2 separate regions of the Mus musculus genome follow, and region 2 is linked to region 1. The links are chromatin loops, found by intact Hi-C in ENCODE. Cell type or tissue: heart. All regions are shown on one strand.

What was found. A loop is a pair of places that touch in the nucleus more often than their neighbours do. Peaks named below come from ENCODE experiments on the same cell type or tissue, not always from the same donor. Only the 100,000 strongest peaks of a DNase experiment are listed, where the experiment ranks them.
Region 2: it touches region 1 in a loop (2.3-fold over the local background); 3 of 42 quality-filtered maps call a loop at or near these places.

What each region holds. Positions count from the first base shown.
Region 1 is chr15:76,970,027-76,978,026 of GRCm38, reverse strand. No RefSeq gene overlaps it. Among named protein-coding and RNA genes, the nearest start is that of Gm35933, 14 kb to the left of the region's middle. In heart, a CTCF peak has its summit at 4,161 (motif pointing left); DNase peaks (open chromatin) are centred at 3,426 and 3,856; H3K4me3 peaks cover 1,267 bases; H3K27ac peaks cover 1,934 bases.
Region 2 is chr15:77,334,698-77,342,697 of GRCm38, reverse strand. No RefSeq gene overlaps it. Among named protein-coding and RNA genes, the nearest start is that of Gm41352, 25 kb to the right of the region's middle. In heart, CTCF peaks have their summits at 504 (motif pointing right) and 4,589 (motif pointing left); DNase peaks (open chromatin) are centred at 5,577 and 6,187; H3K4me3 peaks cover 1,223 bases; H3K27ac peaks cover 2,142 bases.

The sequences.
Region 1 (8,000 bases):
TTATCTGGGTTGCCTGGTCTGCCCTCTGATTTCCTTGGGCCTTCAGATGTGTTGGCTGTTGGAATAGGTAGCAACCACCTCCTTGGAGAGCCAGACTTCAAGGAGAGAAGGCTTCTTCTCTTTATTCTTAAAGGTTTTTAATTTTCAGTCAGTAGCCCCTCTCCCTATAACTCACGGCACAGACACTGAGAGCAAACAGCTCTGCTTCTGGGCCAATGTGCCCTGTGGCAAGGTTTGTGCCTGTACGGTGGCCCATTGAATAGTTAAGGCTGCTCAGGCCTTCCTAACTCCATTGATGACTGCTTCCATCCATAAAGAGACCGGCTTCTGCCTCAGGTCTGGAAATGTCCTGGAGATCTGGACAGCTGGCCTGAGAAGTGTCCAGTATGTCCTCACCGTCATGGCAGGGGACCTCAGGGATGTCATTGGGCATCAGTGTTGCAGGGAGGAGATTCTGTGCTACAGCAAAAGTGAGACAGAGCTGACCAAGCAGCAGACTATGGTGCTGAGTGGTTTGGGCATTTGACATCCACCAGCCATTTGCTCCTCTTAGGAGGATTCTCACAGCATAGGGAACTGTTAAAGTCAGGTCCTGGTCCACAATGAGCTTTTTAGCTTCCCTATCTAATATAGCAGACTGTGCCATGCAGACAGGATGGCCAAACAGAGAACACTGGGTCCCAACGCTTGGATAGATAAGCTACAGACCTCTGCCCTGGTCCCAGGGTCTGGATGAAAAGGTAGGATGGTTTAATTATATCTGGGTCAAGATGGGGCATGCGTCAGGGCTCCATTTAGTTTCCTGAAAACTTTTTTCCTTTTTTTCTCTGTTTCAGTTCACTTTAAAGGCTGGTCTCCTATAGGGCCAGAATAAAGGGGCTGGGCTTTTTTTAGCAAACACAGAAAACCAGAGCCTGCAATATCCCACCCAACCCGCCAAGAATTCTCCTACCTGCTTCTTGGTTTAGGGAGTGGAGATCTGTAGGATTGCTTCCTTTCCCATAGAGCAGAGAGGTAGGTTTGTTTGTTTGTTTGTTTGTTTGTTTGTTTGTTTATTGCCTTGAGCAAGCTTTGTATCCCAGACAGGAGACTTCCATTTGGCAGAGCTGAACCTCCCCCAACCCCCCTGAACTTCCGGAGTCTGGACATCTCAATGTCTGGAGCAGCTGGAGCAAATCTTTTGTATCTTTCAAACAGATGGCGGTGGCAGCTGCAGCCAATAGATCATCTACATACTGGAGCAGCTTTGGATTAGGGCGTGACACCCTGAATCTTGTTACTTCTTTTGTAATGCTTCCCAAAGAGTGTAGGGGAATTCTTGAGCCCCGGGAGGTAGTCATGTTCAGATTCGCTGGCTGGTCTCTTTGGACATTGAATCAGTCCAATGGAAGGTGAATATGGCTGGCACATTGGCACCACAGGATAGAGAAAGGATCCTTAAGGCCCAGGATTGTATAGACCTGGAGGTCTAGTGGGAGGAGGCTGAGCGAAGAATATAGATTTGGAACAATAGGAAGAATAGTTCAAGTCTACTTATTTACCTCTCAGAGAGCCTGGACTGGCTGATATAATCTGAGGTCCCTGATTTATGGACAGGCAGGAAAGGCAAATTCCAAGACAACTAGCAAGAGGTGAGACTGTTAGTGTCTAACAGCCGCTTGATATAGGGAGCAATTTCCAGCCTTTTGGTTCATGGGATATTGCCAGACCCTTTACAGGGGTAGCTATAGCCAAGAGACTTACAACTGGTGGGTGATGTGCTGCCAAGCCTGGAGATTCTCAACCCATACCCCAGGACACTGGTGGGTGATGTGCTGCAAGTCCTGGAGCAGGGCTGCTGGGTCTGGCTTTGTGTCTGCTGTGGAGTCTGGGGGAGCTAGAAGATGTTCTTCAGACAGACGGACAGTTAAACTGAGTTGGCAGTAGGTGCAAAGGAAAGTTTAGTTTCTTGAGGAGTAAAGATGGCGGTGGTGTTGGGTACAAAAACCCAAAACAGCACAAGCAGTCACAAGAGGCCAGCAAAGCAAGTTCTTTATCTTAATTAGGCAGCAAAAACTGACCAATTAGGGACAACATCACAGACTCAGGAGCCTGACTACATCTAAGAACATTTGCCGTAGTGTTTAAGCAGATTACAAAAATCTATTGTACTCCGGCTGGCTCTGATTGATCGGGGCCGAAGAACAGACTCATGCCGCTGGTTGGTTTAGGGTAACTTGCTTAACATTCACGGCTTACCTTGCCAACCAGGACGTTAGTTACCCACACACATGTCTTTCTTAGCCAAGCAAGTTACCCAGGGAGGTCTTAGGAACTTACATTTTATTTCATCTCTGTTCAAAATGGAAGTTGTATTCAAAATGGTTTCCATTTGGATCCTTCTTACAGTGGTCCCTGGTTTTCAAAGATTGGTGGAAGGGCAGTCTGGGGCCACTACAGAAGACCTGCTTATGACCCAGGCTGACTGTCCACGCTGGCATGAGGTGATTGTCCTTAATGGTGTCCATGGCTCCCCAGACTGGCATCTTTTATTGGTAACTAGTCATTTGTTTTTGTTTTTGTTTTTTGTTTGTTTGTTTGTTTTTGAGGCTTTCTCCATTGGCCATGAGCAGTCTGACCAGTAAGACACACAAAGTGAGTTGACAGGAAAGCAGCCAGCATAACCTATAACCTTTGCCTGTCTCTTTTGTGGCTCACCAGCCACCAAGACAGCTTCACCTCTGCCTTTCCGTGCTCAGTTATTGCAGACTTTGGGGCCACCTTGATGAACCGACAGGTATCCAGCCCTGTAAAACCCTTTCGCTTTTGGAGATTTTTCGGATATCCGAAGCTGACCGAGGGACAAAAGCCAAATTTAACAGCCTAGGGTTTTCCCTAGGGGGGAAAAGGGAGTATAAATTCTGAAAGTTTCTTTGAATCATGAGAAATGCCCCCAAAAGACTCCTCTGGACCCCAAAGAACCTCGGTAGTCTTAAACAGTTAAGACTTAAGGCAGTTTTTTGAGCTGCACCTGAATTCTAGTCATTAGATACCCGTGAAAAGTGTCCAAGGCCTGGGAACTTGTGTACGTGCTGTACGGGGTCCGAGTCACGATGCTTGGATGGAAAAGCTACTTTAAAAGCATTCAAACCAGTGACTGAGGCTTAGAAGTCTCTGCTCCAAACATCCCCAACACACAGGAGTTGCCAGGTCTGGACGACAGATTGCAGGAGGGCAGTTAGGGCTTGGGACTTAGTTAAAATGGAGTATTCGGATCTGAGTCTTCTAGTTATAGGGATCTGAAGCAGACTAGGAAAAGGCGGTGCCCTTCCTCTAAATCATGATGAGGCGGTGCCTCCAGTGACAAAAAACAGAGGCTGGAACCTGAATCCAGGGCATGGAGGGCTCTCAAGAGGAAAACTAAAGATGGTGAAGGAAGTGCAAGAAGTTGGGGAAACCAGATACGCCACGTGACCAGTAATAGCCACGGAGCCGAGGGTGGGGGTGGTGTTAAGGAAACAAAGAGTTTAGATCCAGGAGAAGCCAGTGAAGTAGGGGTGGGGTGCGGAGGTGGGCAGGGTGCGGTGGGACTTCATGGAGGAGTCTGAGGTTGAGCGGGAGAAGGAAGAATCTGCAAGAAGTGGAGTAGATAGGTTGTAGACAAAGGGAAGGGAGACCAGTAGAAGGTTCCTTGGCCTCTGAAGGCAGCAGGACAGGTGGCGGAGGCTGGCGACAAGGAGCCTACCCGCCAGAACCAGAGCAGGGCGTGTACACCACCTCTCCCTCCCCCAGCCGCCCCCCCCCCCCCCCAAGCCCTTCTGCAGATCTTCCGTCCTCCCTGCAGGACCAGGAGTTCCGCATCCGGGATGGGACTGGGCCGGGGCCCAAGTGAGCACAGCCTCTTCAAGTCCCGGGGACTTTGCCATGTGAAACAGGTCCGGGCTCGGGCCCGACCGCGGCTCCAGAACCACCCTCCATTGTCGATCCCCGGGCCCGAGAGGCGCCGCGGGAGGGGTAGGGGCTGTGGCTCCAGGACCTGGAAATTTCCAATCTTTGAGAAAAAAGAAGACATTTCTAGCCCGGGAAGGGGGTGGGGGTGGGGATGGGGGGTGGGACACTGGATACGAACTAGTAACAGCATAGAGAGGGCGACACCTACTGGCAGAATCCTGAAAAACTAGCAGAATGTCAGAGTCAATGTCCACAAGCAACAGAATCAAGAAATCAAATCAACAACTAACTCCCTAGGCTAAACTTGCTTGTCAGGCATTTAATCATTCACACAGTTGGCCATCCATCCATCCATTCAAGCAGAACCGAAACCATATCTCTCCTGAGAGGCGGAATCATAACGCACGTCTCCACTACTGGGGTCCCAACTCAGTGGGAAGGACTGGGAAGAAATTGATCAGAAAATTTCTTCCCAAAGCAGATTTTCTTGGCTTATCCCCTTATCCAGAAGACTCCCCGTCGGGGGCTATCCCTTTTATCCAGAAGGCTCCCTGAGGGGGTTTATCCTCCTCAGCCAGAACCAAAAGCCAGAACCAGACTCACCTCTGAGGAGTGTTAGACACACAGCAGTCACTCCAGCCAGACCTCTCCAGAGAAGAGGAGCCTTGGAATGTCTGTCAGGGGGCACCCCCCACCCTGTAGCCTCTCCATGGCCAGGAAGGTGTGAGCTAGGCTGAGTCCCACAGAGCATGGGGGAGCTCAACAGGGGCCTCCAAATGAAATGATAGTTACTTCCACGCTAGAGACTTACTGGCAGTCATTCGGATTAAGTCAATAAAAGTTCTGAGTCAAGCCGGGCGTGGTGGCGCACGCCTTTAATCCCAGCACTTGGGAGGCAGAGGCAGGCAGATTTCTGAGTTCAAGGCCAGCCTGGTCTACAAAGTGAGTTCCAGGACAGCCAGGGCTACACAGAGAAACCCTGTCTCGAAAACAAACAAACAAACAAACAAAAAAAGTTCTGAGTCCTTTTTAATGGCCAGACCAAGAGTGGGCTCACCCCTCTGATATGAGAACTTTTGGTCTCCAAGCTCAGGGGTACAGCATTTTTAAAGACAACCACAATTACATCAGTGCTTAGGGAGTTATTACATTAGTGAGGGATTTGGAGTGGCCTAGTAACATCTTTGCAAGGTGCAGCAACATCTTCCAGACACCACATATTGTGTTTAGACCATGGTCAATGTTATGGACCATCCAAGGGCCCTCACCGAGGTGAGTGTGACTATTGAGGGTGGATAGGGCAGAGTGACCAGGCAGGCACGCATAACGCTAAGATAAGATGGCTTCCCTTAGCCACATCAGACTACCCTCTACCATGCTTCCTTGGGTGTTGATGGGCGTCTCTATCTGACTCTGGGCTGGGTCTATGATAGAATTTGCCCTCAGGTTACAGGCATGGTGCTTAAGGGTGTGTGTCTTTATCACTGTCCTCAAAGCCTGTAGAGCTGTCCTTTTATGGCTAAATGAGTCCCCCAGCAATAAGGGCAAGACCACATGACAAGCTGTATCACTTTTCCCAAATCCAGAAATCCTCTAAAAGAAACAGTTGAGGGGTTGGAGAGATGGCTCAGAGGTTAAGAGCACTGACTGCTCTTCCAGAGGCCCTGGGTTCAATTCCCAGCAACCACATCAGACACCCTCATATGGATATACATGCAGTCAAATCACCAATGCATATAAAATAAAAACAATAAACAAAAAACCATAAAATATATATCTGTACAAACACAAACATAAATATACATGTACAAACAGAAACAAATATACACATGCACAGGCAAAAATATATACCATGTATGCATGCATAAATATTCACATATACACACATAAACATATAAACATACACATGTACATATATAACTATATATATGTACACACATGCCTAAGTATACACATGTACAAACACATAAACATTCATATATACACACATAAATATGTACATGGACACAAATACAAATATGCACACATACACATATATACATGTACACAGAATAAACATATATGTACACATGTGTATATTTGTATCTCTATGTGTTTATATGTGCATATTTTGTGTGTGTATATGTATATATTTCTTACATGTCTATAGTTATGTGTGTGCATATGTGTGAGTACACATATAGTATATTCATGTGTGCGTACAAGTGTATGTGGAATAGTTATACTGTGCACATGCCTACACACATGTATGTACATGTGTATATTTACATATAGACATGTGTCTGTGTATTTGTGCATATATTGTATGTTTATGTGGGGTGGTGATTTCAATAAGAATGGACCCATAGTTTCATATATATTCAATGTTTTGTTACCAGGAAGTGAAACTTTTGAAAGGATTAGAAGGATTGGGAGGTGTGGCCTTGTTGGAGAAAGTGTGTCAATGGGGGTGGGCTTTGAGGTTTCAGAAGCCCATGCCAGGCACAGTCAGCCCCTGCCCCCCTTTCTCTGCCTGTGGATCAGGATGTGACTTTCAGCTACTGCTTCAGTGCCTCCATACTCCCTGCTGTGATGGTACATGGATTAAGCCTCTGAAGCTGTAAACAATTCCCAACTAAATGCTTCCGTCTTATAAGTCTTGCCTTGATTGTGTTGTCTCTTCACAGCAATAAAAGAGTAACTAAGACAGTGTACATTTACATGTTTGTATATGTTTACCTGTTGTAGTGGCTATTCCTGGTTGTCAACTTGACAATATTTGGAATGAACTACAATCCGGAATTGGAAGGCTCACCAGTGACCCTTATCTGGAGGCTTGGAGATCCTTATCTGGATCTTGGTTTGAAGATCTTGAGCCATAGTGGCTATGGATTCCAGAAGATTGAATCTCCGAGTTAAGGAACACACCTTTAATCTGGGCTATGCCTTTCATCTGGGATTAAAGGTGTGGTGGAACACACCTTTAATCTGGGCTACACCTTTTGCTGGAGACAATATAAGGACATTGGAAGAAGGGAGTCTAGCTCTTGCTCTTGCTCCTTCGCCTGCTTGCTGCGTGAGACTGAGTAACTGCTAGATCCTTGGACTTCCATTCACAGCTGCGACTGAACCATTGTTGGGAATTGGGCTGCCGACTGTAAGTCATCAATAAATTCCTTTACTATTTAGAAATTATCCATAAGTTCTGTGACTCTAGAGAACCCTGACTAATACAGAAGTTGGTACCAGGAGTGGTTCTAGAGTAACAGAAGTACAAGGATGAATCTTTTAAAATACTGGAATTGGCTTGTTGATCCACCAGCACTTTCAAATATTGAAACCTCTCCAGATTCTCTCCCTCCTGGGAGCTCAGAGAATTTTGAAGACCCATGGTTGAAACTATATTCCGAACTTAAAGAAGCTAATGCCCTTGATTTTCTTAATGAATTAGGTGATTCAGTGCACAAAGCTTTCTACAAGATGGGGAAAAAATCGAAAAATGATTTTACTGGCTGGCTGCTCTTAGTATCTGTGGAAAAAATGATGAATGAAAGGAAGGAGTTGTGTGATAAAATCGAAAGGCTCCAGACACAAGTAAACGATCTAAAAGTTGCTAAGTGTGTCCTTGAGGAGAATCTTCTCTCTTGTAGCAATAGAGCTCAAGTTGCAGAAAATCAAACAGAAACTCTCATTGTAAGGTTGGCTGAACTACAGAGAAAATTCAAGTCTCAGCCTCAGAGTGTGTCGACAGTTAAAGTAAGGGCTCTAATTGGCAAAGAATGGGATCCTACAACATGGGACGGGGATGTGTGGGAAGACCATGTTGAAGCTGAGAATTTTGAATCCTCAGATTCTCAAGGGTTTGCCCCACCTGAGGAAGTAGTACCCTCAGCCCCACCTCTTGAAATAATGCCTTCCCCACATGAGGAAATTAATTTTGCAGAGTCTGCTTACGGCCCACCAATAGTTTCTTCTAGACCTGTAACCAGACTCAAAGCAAAACAGGCTCCTAGAGGGGAGGTAGAAAGTATAGTCCATGAGGAAATTCGCTACACTACTAAGGAGCTTAATGAGTTTGCTAATTCATTCAA
Region 2 (8,000 bases), 360 kb before region 1:
CGTCCTGCGTCTCCAGTTCTGATCTCGGACTTTCTCCTCTGTGGTCTGAATTGCAGCACCAGGTGGGAGGAGGAGTGCAGAGGACTCAGGACAGGGTGTGGGGGGAGGGGAGACATGGACAGGACAGGGGAAGGGAGGTGGGGGCTTCTGAGGTCTTAGGCCTTGGTTTGCTGGCTCCGTTGCTTCTGCCTATGCAGAGCAGAGAACACCTCGGGAGGGTACAATGATGGACTTCCTGATGGTCAGTCAAGATGCTGAAAAACCCGAAAGAAAGTGGATGGGTGTAAGATACCCCTTGCTAGGGCACGTCCCCAGTGATTCCTTCCAACAACTAGACACAGCCTCTTAGTTACCGCCACTTTCCAATGACATCATCAGGGTTCCTGGGTTTAATGGTACCGATCAGGAGAAGAGTAGAGAGGACCATTGGGAAACCCACTTCGGTCAATAGGCCAAGGGTGGGACAGGGGAGGGATGGCAAGAGAAACTGTGGGAGTCCAGCAGGGGGCACTCTGCCTGCGGGCAACTCTCAAAAGGGGGTAGAGTCATAGATAGAGGCGTGGTTTCTCAACCAGTGAGTCCCAACCTCCTTGGGGTCCAAGGACACTTTCACAGAGGTCCCATCTCAGACATCCTGCATATAAGATATTTATGGCAGTAAATAATTTACAACTGTAAATGTTTTTGGGTTTTTTTGGTGTGTTGTTTGGTTGGTTGGTTGTTTTTTCGAGACAGGGTTTCTCTGTATAGCCCTGGCTGTCCTGGAACTCATTCTGTAGACCAGGCTGGCCTTGAACTCAGAAATCCGCCTGCCTCTGCCTCCCAAGTGCTGGGATTAAAGGCGTGCACCACGACTGCCCGACCATAACAGTAAATGTTATGATTTATAGCAGTAGCAAAATTACAGTTATGAAGTAGCAAGGAAATAATTTTATGGTTGGAGGTCACCATAACACGAGGAACTGTATTTATTAGGAAGGCTGGGAACCCCTGGCGTAGCGTAACTTACTTGGGGCAGAAGATGGTTTAGCTCACCACACTATCGCGTTCTGAGAAGAGGGGGACTTGATTGTTTTAAAGCGTGGTGGATATTTGACTGTGTGGGAGATACAGCCTTTGTTCTCGAACGTCTATCATCTGTGCAGCCCAAGGGAAGGCTAAAACTTGGACAGCTGCTTTTTGTAGAAAGCCTTACTGTTGAACACATTTTAAAATCGTGATTAAAAAGGTATTCCAGCCTAGGCCCTCGCGTATTTCTAAATGCCTTTATTTACCTCCTCGAATACTGTTTTTTGACTAGGCATAGAATTTTAAGTTCCAAATATGTCTAGAAGAACTTGGAAGAGACAGTCTTTCCTCCCTGAATGCTCATGAATTCCATCAGAAGAACAATGCCTGCCTCAGAGGTCAAAGAGTTTAAAGGAAGAAATCATCTAAGAAATACGAATACTTGTCCTTTTAGGCAGGCATTAGGATATATGGTAGTCAGACTAACCTGGTGACTTGATGTCATGTAACTTTTCTGTTTTCTATATTTGCTTCTTTTTAAAAAAAGATTTATTTATTATTATATCTAAGTAGCTGTCTTCAGACACACCAGAAGAGGGCATCAGATCTCATTAAGGATGGTTGTGAGCCACCATGTGGTTGCTGGGATTTGAACTCAGGACCTCCGGAAGAGCAGTTCAATGCTCTTAACCACTGAGCCATCTCTCTAGCCCATCATGCTATTCAGTCTCTTTGACTGAATTCCTTTCTCACACCTGCCTGTTTACTCAAGCTTAGTTGAGGTCTTTAATAAACAAGGCTTTAAAAACTATTTCTGTGCAAAAGAGCATTTGGAACCTGATACTAGGCAATACCTGCAGGGCAACCAGGGCAGTAAGAAGAGGAAGGGAGGCACCAAGGAAGTATGTGTTGTCAAGGCAACAGCCTCTCCATCAACCATGCTGGGAAATGCCAGGGTGGAGCAAGCTCAGACTCATTCCAGCCAAGGTGTGGGAGAAAAGAGGTGTCTATTCCAGGTCCTGTCCACCATTGGCTGAGGGCCACTTCCAGAAGAGGGCATGTTAGTTTTTTTGATACATCAGAAAGGTACACAGTTGGTAAACAGAACCCTGGAGATGAATGAGGGGAAAAAAATTCAATTAAAGAAATAACGTTGGCTTCCTGTTGGAGTTGGAGTCACTGTGAACCAGAGTGGTTCTAGGCAAGGATTCATGAGCAAGGGATCTATACAATTGAATTAATGGCTTCATGGTTGTCTCACACGCCTCTGAGGATAGTTAATGACCCCATTATGGTCCTTCCTCTTTCCTTAAGTGCTGACCCATATGTTATGGAGCCTGGTGCTGGCTTCTCTCTAATGGTTTTGTCCTTTATTGCTTTCAGAGGCTTTTGTCATTTGCCTGGAGCCCGGGGAGAGGATGAGACAGAGTGTGGCACTCTACTCTCAAGGCTGCCTTGGGGACAATGGTTGTCCCTCAGCTGCCAGGCACAGTCTCATTTCCTATTTCTCCCATCTTCCTCTGAGATTTGCCCCTAGGGTCTGGAGTCAAGAGCTGCTGCTCACTGCTTCCTTGCAGAGAGGAGAACAGAAGGGATTAACAAGTTGAGACTTCTCAAAACATCTGAAACAACTGTCTTCTTGGTAACCTCAAGCCCTTCCTACCCCTCAGATGTGCTGGGGGATTTGGGAAACTCCAGGGACTCCCCTGGTTCCCCTCCTGTACATAGTCTAAGCCCCAAACTTCTCCATGTTTCTGTGTGTATCTCCTTCAGGAATCTCTTTCTCTCTGGTGATATTCCTGTCTGTTTTCCAGACTTGTGTGTGAGTCTATTGTTTTGTTTTGTTTTTAAAGATGTATTTATTTATTTATTATGTGAGTATACTGTAGCTATCTTCAGACACTCCAGAAGAGGGCATCAGATCTCATTACGGATGGTTGTGAGCCACCATGTGGTTGCTGGGATTTGAACTCAGGATCTTCAAAAGAGCAATCAGTGCTCCTAACCGCTGAGCCATCTCTCCAGCCCGAGTCTATTGTTTTAAAGCATCTCTTTTCTGTCCTTGTTACAAACTAGAGACAGGAGTAGCAATAAAAACATGTGCTTGTCTGATCATCTTTAGCCACATTCCAAGACAGATACATACTTTTTAAAGTATGGACCAGTGCTATAAATGTGGGTGTCAGCCCAGCATGGCGATCACAGCAGAAATCCCAGCATGAGGGAGACCAAAGCAGAAGGAACAAGAGCTGAAAGCCAGCTCAGGTTACAGAGACCTCAAACAACAACAACAACAAAAAGGAAACAAGATTAGGTTGTCTTCGGACTTGTGCTTCCTTTGAGCAATGTTGCTGAGATGAACGAAACATCAGCCGAGGCCACAGCCATTCCTGCCGAAGGCCAGATCTGTGTGTTTTCCTGTGAAGCTTCACAAATCACACCAGATGTTCCAGGAATTAGGATCAGAGTCTCAGTTCCAAGGAGGGTCCAGCAAGAGGGTCAAATAACACCCAGCAAGTGGGTCAAATAACACAGCGCTTAGGATACATTGTTTACTTTTTTTTTTTTTTTTTTTTTTTGGAGACGGATCTCTTGTCACCCAAGCTGATGGATAACGTTAAACTTCTCATCTCGCTTTCATCTCCCAAATGCTAGAGTTACAGGTGTGCATAAGGACCAAACCCAGGGCTGTACATGCTAGGTAAGCATGCTGCCCTCTGAGCCAAATCCCTGGCCTGTTTATGTAATGTCCTATGTATTATATGGAACATGCTAACACTCAAAAAGTATTTGCCTGAAATTCAAAGTTAGCTGAGAATCCTGTACTTTATCTGGCTGCCACATTGAGAACTGAGACGCAGGCAGGGCGTGTGTGCCCAGGACTAACCAGCCCCTTCTCCGAGGCCTTTGTTCTGATGATTCTTAGTTTTTTGTTTTGCAAAGGTCTCCAGCAGGGCCATGAGTGATGGTGGGTGTGTGCATGCAGAAGAAGCACAGTAAATATTTACAGATTGATAGTAAGAGCCAGGGGTGCTCAGCGCCCTGCCTCACATAGGTCAGAGTCCACAGAGGGTGGAAGAAGAGGCGTGAACCACACACTTCATGCCTCCTGGGTTTCATGGCTGGGGCAGGAAAGGCTCTAGGGTGAAGTCAGACCTGACCTCGGAGAAGGAACAGCTGAAGCTTCTAGAATGTGGTCAGACCTGAGCGGCAAGGTAGGGAGCAAAAGCAGGGAGCTGAGGACTCCCTGAGGTGCAGGAGACTAAAGGGAGTGTCAGGGGAGGGATGAGCTGGGAACCAGAGGGTTGGCAGAGCCAGTCAGGCCTGGAGGATGTGGTCAGAGAGTGTCACCCTGTGGGAGACAGGACAGCAGAAGGGCTGAGCACAGGCTCAGATTCCTGCATTCTGATGCAGGCTTTTCCTCCGTGGGGCAGGGAGCCTAGCACTCCGGCTCATTAAATCAGTCTATGTATGTGACATTTCTTTTATAAGCTCCGCTTTCCCTAGACAGCCCTCTGAGGCTCTGGTACCCACATCATTTTGTTTCAATGAGGCAGAAGCCCAGTGTGATCATAGCTGCCACCTCCTGGTGATGCTCATCAAAGACACCTTGTGGATGCTACCCAAGCCTACCTTTTGCTAGCATGGAGGTGGTGGTGATGGTGATGATGGTGGTGGTGATGATGCTTGTCACACACATAGTGACCATGCACTGGTCCAGAAATAAGCTACCCCTAGTCTCATTTGTTCACACAGTAAAAGGCTAAGGAAGGGCTGGCTAGGGAGAAATGTGGGCAGACCCCTGGAGAGCAGGGATGCTACAGAAACCTAGAAGGGGCTAGTCACAAAGGACACAGCCAAACATGCTCTAAGAGAGCAATGAGTCTCAGAATCCAGGGAGAATCTCATGAGGAAAGAAGTCGGAACTGCCCGGTGCAACGGCCACCATGCTGGGGCTGCTCATTCGGAGTCCCAGCATCATCGTCACATCACTGCCTCACCAGAGGAAGTCCTGCTGGCCTTGATAGCTTCAACCCCTACTAAAAACGTGGGTTCGGTTTAATTTTATGTTTTAAGGAGATGACCAGAGGAAAGAGAATACGGTGGTTGGTCCAGGTCCCGTTGGTAGGACAGGGGAACTTGGGGCGGGGGGTGGGGGGATGGGGCATACACATGAGTGAGATTACTGCAAGAAATGGGTTTATGTGTTTATCAGGGCAGACTGGGTAAATTCAAAATCTGCAGGGTGGGGAATGAAAGAGCTGGAAAGAGTGAGCACGCGCTAGTGCTGCTGTTCACAGCAGAATTCCTGCTGCTTCCAAGAGTCTCAGCTATTCTTAGATGACTCTTCCACTGAAGAACTGAGACCCACCCAGGTACTAGGTGTCTTAAAGTAAAAGAGCCATAAGCCAAGAACAATGCCTGCTGGTACCCCCAGAGTAACAGAGACAATGCCTAAAGCCTGGGCGTGTGGAGACTGCAGCCTAGCCGACTTCATGCCTAACACAGACCCCTGGAGTGGCGTAGGCCAACACCGTGTTGGGAGGAGCCTGGGGTACCACAGAAGTTCTGGGTTTGGGTGGGGCCTAGACGAGCTGCCAACCGTTTGGATCTGCTCTGCTGGCCTTGCAATGCTGTTCCATCTTGGTGAACTCGCTATGCCTCAGTTTTGCGGACTGAGAAATGGAGATAGTTACAGTGCTGTCTGTGGGACGGCTATGATGGGAATCAAAGGGACAAGAACGTGAAAGGGGCTTGAAACTAGACAACAAAAGCTCGTTGTACGACTTTGCTACCCCGAGCTCCTCACTAGGAAAGCGGTCCTGGGCTTGCGCGCGCCCCCTAGAGGAAAAGAAGAAGCAAGAAGGCATGAAGGCGTTCCTCTTTGGGAACCCTAGTCGCTTTGCTGTACGGCTTTGCAGAGCAGGCAGAAGGTTTCTTTTCTCCATCAGTTAAGGGATACTTGTGATGTATCACCACGGTCTCAAAACAGAGGTGGAGGCAGGCCACTACTCTTGCATCAGCAGGCAGGAACCAGCAGAGAGCCGCCTCCAGGGGGCGCGATGGAGCTTCTGCTGCGGTCGCGGGCCGGAGGCGCGGCTCGCCCCAGCGGGCTTCTGGGCGTTCTTGGAAAACCCTTGGAAAACACTGGACTTCCTGCCACGAAATGGGTGGGGACCGCAAGCATTTGCAATCCCGGGTAACACTGCGCCTGTAACTCCATTAGCACTGCCAGATTGGGGGACACCCATCACGTGGCCTGTCTGCTTTACGGGCCAGCCTGGATTTCTTGGAGCCAAGCTGGTTTCTCTTAGGTCCCTGGATGACCCAGGCTTACGTTTTTGATCTATTTGAATGTGTCTGTTGCCTTTTCCCTGCTGTAACCCAGGAGCGTTCCTTTAACTCAGCAGACCACACAGTGATGCAGGACAGACAGGGGGTCTTTCAGAGTCTGTAGGCGGTGGGAGCATGCAGGTCGTTGTTAGATGCTTCAGTGGCTGACCTTTGGCACAGCAGGCTAAAGGAAGGAAGAGGCTGAAGCAAAGGAGCTTTGGTTAAGACTCCCCAGCCAGGCGCCTGAACCAAAGCTGGTACCCTTGGACTCAGCCCTGCGTGGGCGCAGATGAGGCCGCTCTCATCCTGGACTCTTAAAAGCAATGGGAACCTCGCACACACAAATCCTCCAGAGGTCTCTTCCTAGCTAGAAAAGAAGCAGGCCAGGATCAGGAATGGAACCGGAGTCCTGGAAGCAAGCAGGAATGAAACCAGGTCTCCAATCCTGTTTCTACGAGTGCCTTCGTGACCTTGAATAATGCCAGTTCCATGACCCTCAGTCTCTCCTCGTTACAAGATGGGCTTGCTCTTGCAGAGGACCTGAGTTCAGCTCCCAGCACCCATGTGAGGCCTCACAACCATGTTTAACTCCAGTTCCAGGGAATTCAACATCTTCTTCCAGCCTCCACAGGCAACGTGCACACGTATATGTGATGTGCTGATATACAGGAAGACAAATATTCATACACATAAAAATATAAAAATATTGAAGGAAACCAAACCTTCAGGGTTTGGGTCATGGCTCAGTTACTAGAAAGCTTGCCTATCACGTGCTCAACCCAGGGTTCTGTCCCCAGCACCAAAATAAACCAGGGATGGTAGTGTACACCTGTAATTCCAGAGCTCTCGAGGCTGAGGCCAAAGGATCAGAAATTTGAGGCCAAAAATAAATAAATAAGTAGGAATAATTTGTGATCAGCTTTACTTAATTGTAGGTTTGAAGCCAGCCTGGGCTACTGAGAGCCTCGTCAAAAAACCACCTCACCCACCTTCCTCCATCAGTGGTTCAGCTACCTTCTTTTTTTTTTTTTTTTTTTTTTTTTTTTTTTTTTTTTTAAAGATTTGTTTATTATATGTAAGTACACTGTAGCTGTCTTCAGACATTCCAGAAGAGGGCACCAGATCTCGTTACAGATGGTTGTGAGCCACCATGTGGTTGCTGGGAATTGAACTCAGGACCTTCGGAAGAGCAGTCAGTGCTCTTAACCGCTGAGCCATCTCTCCAGCTCCCTCAGCTACCTTCTGAAACTACAGGTGAACCCCACTATTTGCATTTCTTCCAGAATCAGGGCCAAGGAGAATCACCTCTGTTTTCCTCAAGTCCCTGCTCCTTACTCTGGGGAACTAAGGTGACAGTCACCTGAGTCCAAGGAAAACAATTCCTTAGGAAAAGGAGATGGGTGGGAATTTCTAGCGTGGAACTAGCCTGCAACAACCAGCCAAGAAATGTTTGCTGGATGAATGAATTCACGGTCAGTTGGTTTGTATACAGATAAAACTTCGAGCTCTAGGCCCTACAGAGCTGGTTGCTCAAGGCCTTCAGAAACCTCTCATATTTCTTCATTGTGACAAAGGGCTTAGAACGTGGCCTGTGGGGCCGAGTTCGAACTCTTGTTTTGACACTGCTAGATGCTGAATCCTGGGCAAATGATTTAACC